Regions from separate parts of the Homo sapiens genome. Here region 1 is linked to region 2. A link is an interaction called in ENCODE POLR2A ChIA-PET data of the cell type or tissue named here. Cell type or tissue: Panc1. All regions are shown on one strand. Links, peaks and the distances in the headings refer to the core of each region. The heading gives the core; the rest is flanking DNA. Region 1 overlaps CRYBG2 (crystallin beta-gamma domain containing 2). Region 2 has its middle 25 kb from the start of MIR3917.

Region 1 (2,913 bases), core at 105-2,604, 420 kb after region 2:
CTACTGTGCCTGGCCTAACTTTTTATCTTTTTATTTTAATTTATTTTATAAGACTGAGTCTTGCTCTGTTGCCCAGGTTGAAGTGCAGTAGCTCACTGTAGCCTTGAACTCCTGGGCTGAAGTGATCCTTCTGCGTTAACTCTCCAAGTAATTGGGACTACAGGCACATGCCACCACACCCAAAATGCTCGCCTTATAACCTAAATTGCTGGCTCATCAACTTTCTGCTGTCACCTTGGAGATTTGTGACCAAATGTTAGCTGGTGTGCACACGTGTGTATGGGCATGAGCACCTGCTGATGGTCTCCAGAGCACAGGGGCAGGTCTGTGTGCAAGTGTAGGTCTAAATGGAGCCTCTCAGAGCTGGATGCAGTGGCTCACACCTGTAATCCCAGAACTTTGGGAGGCAGAGGTGGGAGGATTGCTTGAGGCCAGCAGTTCTAGACCAGCCTAGGTGACATAAAAAGACTCTACAAGTCTCTACAAAAAATTAAAAGAATTAGCCAGCATGGTGGTGTGTGCCTGTAGCCCTAGCTACCCTGGAGGCTGAGGTGGGAGGATCACTTGAGCCCAGGCTGCAATGAGCTATGATCGTGTCACTGCACTCCAGCCTGAGTGACAGAGAGATCTTATCGCTAAGAAAAGTTATCATTATTTTTTGAGACAGAGTCTCGCTCTGTCGCCCAGGCTGGAGTGCAGTGGCACGATCTCAGCCTACTGCAACCTCCTCCTCCCAGGTTCAAGCGATTCTCCTGCCTCAGCCTCCCGAGTAGCTGGGATTACAGGCATGTGCCACCATGCCCAGCTAATTTTTGTATTTTTAGTAGAGATGGGGTTTCACTATGTTGCCCAGGCTGGTCTCAAACTCCTGACCTCAAGTGATCCACCCGCCTTGGCCTCCCAAAGTGCTGGGATTATAGACGTGAGCCACTGCGCCCGGCCTAAAAAAAGTTTTTAATAAAAACAAAAATAAGGCTGGGTGCGGTGGCTCACGCCTGTAATCCCAGCACTTTGGGAGGCCGAGGCAGGCCGATCACCTGAGGTCAGGAGTTCGAGACCAGCCTGACTAACGTGATGAAACCTAGTCTCTACTAAAAATAAAAATATTATCCAGGCATGGTGGTGGGCACCTGTAATCCCAGCTACTTGGGAAGCTGAGGTAGGAGAATCGCTTGAACCTGGGGGGCGGAGGTTGCAGTGAGCTGAGATCACGCCTCTGCACTCCAGCCTGGGCAACAGAGCGAGACTCTGTCTCAAAATTAAAATTTTAAAAAAAAAGTAAATAAATGGAGCCCCTTGGCTCCGTTAGGGCACTTGGGCTTTACAAGGCACTCTTCCCTCGATTCTGTCCTCTGTGATTTTTTCCCTACTGAAGGTTAAGAAACCGAGGGTCAGAGAAGACGAGTGACTGGCCCAGGATGACGCGGCTATGAGGTTGTCAAGCAGGGATTTAAATTCCCATCTTCTGATTTCACATCCAGGCATCCTCCCTCCTACCCCCAGGCCACAGCTCTGGGGCATGTCCAGCTGCTCCTGTGATCATCCTCAGCAGAGCATGTCTCACCCTCCGTCCTGGAGGGGTGGGGCCTGGGTCTTGTTTCTTTTCTGACTCTTCCTTGATCTCTCTGGGTCTCCATAGCCTCCCTTACTAAATGTAGGATAATATTAACACCTGCCAAAGAAGACCTTCTAAGCTTCTGCTATGGCTTGAATATTTGTCCCCTCCAAAACTCATGTTGAAACTTAATCCCCAATGTGGTAATATTGAGAGGTGGGGCCTCTAAGCAGTGATTGGGTTATGAGGGCTATGCCTCATGAATGGATTAATATACTCATGGATTAATAGATTAATGGTTTAATGGATTAATGAGTGATCATGGGAGTAGGACTAGAGGCTTTTTTTTTTTTTTTTTTTTTTTGAGACAGGGTTTTGCTCTGTTGCCCAGGCTGGAGTGCAGTGGCACAATCTCAGCTTACTGCAACCTCTGCCTCCTGGGCCCAAACAGTCCTCCCACCTCAGCCCACCGAGTAGCTGGGACTACAAGCCTGCACCGCTATGCCTGGCTAATTTTTGTATTTTTTGTAGAGTTGGGGTTTCACTATGTTGCCCAGTCTGGTCTCAAACTCCTGAGCCTAAGAGATCTGCCCACCTCCGCCTCCCACAGTGCTGGGATTACAGGTGTGAGCCATTGTGCCTGACCGGACCAGTGGTTTTATAGGAAGAGGAAGGGACACCTGAACTAGCACCTCAGCCCCACTGCCATGTGATGCTCTGAGCCCCCTCGGGACTCTGCAGAGAATCACCAACAAGGTTCTTACCAGATGCACCCCCTTGACCTTGGGCTTCCAGGTTCAGGTATTCCATTATAAGCAACAGAAAATAGACTAAGCTCCCTAGGAACTCTCAGGTGAATTTCTCTGTTTTACTAGTTGCAACAACAACAAAAACAGCCATTTGGGGAGGGCTGACTCTGCCAAACACCTTGCTAAGTGCTTTAGATTCATTGTCCCATTGAAGCCTCAGAAGAATCCCAGGAGCTTGAGACCTCATAAAGAATAAATTATTAATAAATTAGATCATACCTTCCCATTTTGCAGATGAGATTTTTTAAATGCTCAGAGAGGTTAAGAAACTTGTCCAAAGTCACAGAGTAACCGAAACAAGACTTGAACCCCAACCCTAAGTGCTCACTCACCATACCAAACTCCCTAATATATGTATCCTATAACTGAGTCTCTGGTTTGGGGGTTTACATTTACAGGGAGCCATGTCAGTCCTGGAGGGCGTCTCCACCCCCACTCCCTGACTTCCAAGCTACACTGACCAGGGCAATCCTATTCTTAGGCCCCACGAACCCCAGAGAGGCCAGCCTGTTCAGCCCGAGTCTTTGGGCCTTCTCCATGAGGTACCCT
Region 2 (2,913 bases), core at 278-2,777:
TAAATGACTCACAAGGCCATTGTGCCTGATGTTTCCTCTGCCCTTTCCCTTCTCCCTCCCCTTTCCATCAGCCCCCTACTCATCCTCCTCTTGTGGGGTCTTCTCTGGCTCCAACTGTTGCTCACTGCCCCCCAACCCCACATTCCACAGCATCTGTGGGCACCTCAATGCAGGGCTCCCTGGCTGTGGTCACCTCTTTAAAAGGCCTCACACCAGCTGGGTGCAGTGGCTTATGCCTGCAGTCCCAACACTTCGGGAGGCCAAGGTGGGAAGATCGCTGAGGCCAGGAGCTCAGGACAAGCCTGGGCAACAGAGTGAGACCCTGTTTCTATAAGATATTTAAAAATTAGTTGGATGCAGTGGTGCAAGCCTGCATTCTTCCTAGCTACTCAGAGGCTGAGGCGGGAGGATTGCTTGAGCCCTGAGCCCAGGAGTTTGAGACCAATCTCAGCAACACAGGGAGACCCCATCTCTACAAAAAACTAAAAAAAAAAAAAAAAAAAAATTAGCCAAGTGTGGTGGTAGACACCCATGGTCCCAGCTGATTGGGAGACTGGGGTGAGAGGATCACTTAAGCCTGGAAGGTCAAGGCTGCAGTGAGTTATGATTGCGCCACTGCGATCGAGCCTGGGTGACAGAGGGAGACCCTGTCTCAAAACAAAACAAAAATAAAAGGCCTCCCATCTATGTGTCATAATTATTGGTTTGAATCTGTCTCTCCTCCCTTTGAATTCCTCAAAGCTTGGGGACTCCCTTGTGTCCCCACTACCTAATGCAGAGTCTGGCGCAGGGAATGTATTCAACATTTTTTTAGCATTGCGTGAATGAATGAAAGAAATGAAAGAAGCAACCTGAGGGCCACCAGCTCTCATTTTTGTATGAAGATGTTCAGAATCATGCTTTGGGTTTGTATTGTACTTTTGACATTCTCAAGCTGTTTCTGATATTGCTTGTTTCATTTGATTCACATCATCACCAGAAGGTAGGCAGGGAAGGGAACATGACTCCCTATAGCTGACAAGGACCCCAGACACAGGTACAGTGACCTGCTCAAGGTCACAGGAGAGATGGCAGCAGTTGGTGGAGCATTCCTACCTCTTTATCTGACGCTGGGGCCCCCTTCACTGCTGATATGGTTGGCTGTGTCCCCACCCAAATCTCATCTTGAATTGTAGTTCCCATAATTCTCACGTGTTTTGGGAGGGCCTGGGTGGAGATAATTGAACCATGGGGGCAGTTCCCCCATACTGTTCTCATGGTAGTGAATAAGTCTCATGAGATCTGATGGTTTTATAAGGGGAGACCCCTCTCACTTGGCTCTCATTTTCTTTCTTGTTCTCTGCCACGTAAGATACGTCTTTCACCTTCCACCATGATTGTGAGGCCTCCCCAGCCACATGGAACTGAGTCCATTAAACCTCTTTTACTTTATAAATTACCCAGTCTTGGGTATGTCTTTATAAGCAGCTTGAGAATGGACTAATTCAACTGCCTTCCTGATGTTCCTGTAAACCTCCCATATAAAAGTTGTATCAGGAAAAGGAGAGAAGCTTTGTCTCCAAGGATCCATTGACCCACTTGGGGGAACCACTCCTTCTTAGCAAAAATCCAAACCCACACCCCCAAGGAAGGAAGGAAGCATCTGTAACAGTAGATGCACTGGTCTCAGAGCCAGCAAACTGAGCTCTGGTCTTAAGATTTCTACTCTCTAATCATTTGATCTTGGATAGTTTGCTTACTTTCTCTGAGTCTCAGTTTCCTGAGAAGTGACAAGTGCCTGCTTCTCAGGGCTGACGGGACTCTATGCCCTGTAAAGTATCATATGCATGTGAGGGGAAAGACAAAAATGACATGGCACACACAAAGCAGGGTATCCGATCCAGGCTAGGTTGTGCCCTAGATGGAGCCCAGTGTGCAGAGATCACTGGCACAGCCACGGGGCAGGCTGCCCTCTGTCACACTCTTCCACTTCTCCTTCCATTGCCCTATGTCCTACTAAGGGAGAGCAGGGTAGACAGTTTCACTTCCACCTGCAAGAAGGCATTTTCCTAAATTATTTGACAGCATAAAAATGATCTGGGCCGGGCACCAGCCTGGCCAACATGGTGAAACCCCATCTCTACTAAAAATACAAAAATTAGCTGGGCATGATGGCGGGCGCCTATAATCCCAGCTACTCAGGAGGTTGAGGCAGAATTGCTTGAACACAGGAGGTGGAGGTTGCAGTGAGCCGAGATCACGCTACTGCACTCCAGCCTGGGCAATAGAGCAAGACTCCGTCTCTGGGGAAAAAAAAAAATGATCTGCTTACTGGTAGCTTATAGATCCCTCAGGCTCTGACCAGCCTCCCCACATTACCCTGTGGCCATTTTGCTACTTAGTTTTCCCTCCATGGGACAGGTAGGGGGCACATAACCCATAGCACTGACCCTGCCTATCTTTATCTTTATCCCTCAGGGCCTGAGGGACAATTACTTGTCTGAAGGCCCCAGAAAAAGCCACACTCCCCTCTTCAGTTACTCATCATCAAATCTTATAAGGCTTTGAGGAGGATAAAATGAAATCACTGGCTGCGGTGACAATTTACGCCCTCTCTCTGGAAATGGCCAGCTGCTATACCACAATTATTTTTTATTATGTTCCCATTATTTAAGGTCATGAGTTCAGTCTCTGTTCTTACACAGTTAACTTTATCCAGAGTTGGGAAGATCTATTCCAAAACTGTAGACAGACGGTGCCACTCCTTCTAGCCAGCACCACTCCCAAAGTACTGTGTAGTAAATGTTTGCTCGCCTGTCCTATCCATAAGCCAATAAACTCCTCGAAGGTGAGGAATCTGCCTTATTCATATAAGCACTTCCTGTAACGGGCATAATGCTGGCATACTGTGGACATTCAATAATTAGAGCTACT

Evidence for each region. ChIA-PET counts read pairs that join two places held together with the same protein. Peaks named below come from ENCODE experiments on the same cell type or tissue, not always from the same donor. Only the 100,000 strongest peaks of a DNase experiment are listed, where the experiment ranks them.
Region 1: POLR2A ChIA-PET joins it to region 2 with 11 read pairs; 2 of 35 experiments call an interaction of 5 or more read pairs at or near these places.

The regions. Positions count from the first base shown.
Region 1 is chr1:26,347,914-26,350,826 of GRCh38, forward strand. All of the region lies in intron 1 of CRYBG2 (crystallin beta-gamma domain containing 2), which reads right to left. Among named protein-coding and RNA genes, the nearest start is that of CRYBG2, 4.8 kb to the right of the region's middle. RefSeq lists an enhancer at 1,456-2,302. In Panc1, for the core only: no CTCF peak of the experiment used is centred there; a DNase peak (open chromatin) is centred at 1,478.
Region 2 is chr1:25,929,724-25,932,636 of GRCh38, forward strand. No RefSeq gene overlaps it. Among named protein-coding and RNA genes, the nearest start is that of MIR3917, 25 kb to the left of the region's middle. In Panc1, for the core only: no CTCF peak of the experiment used is centred there; no DNase peak of the experiment used is centred there.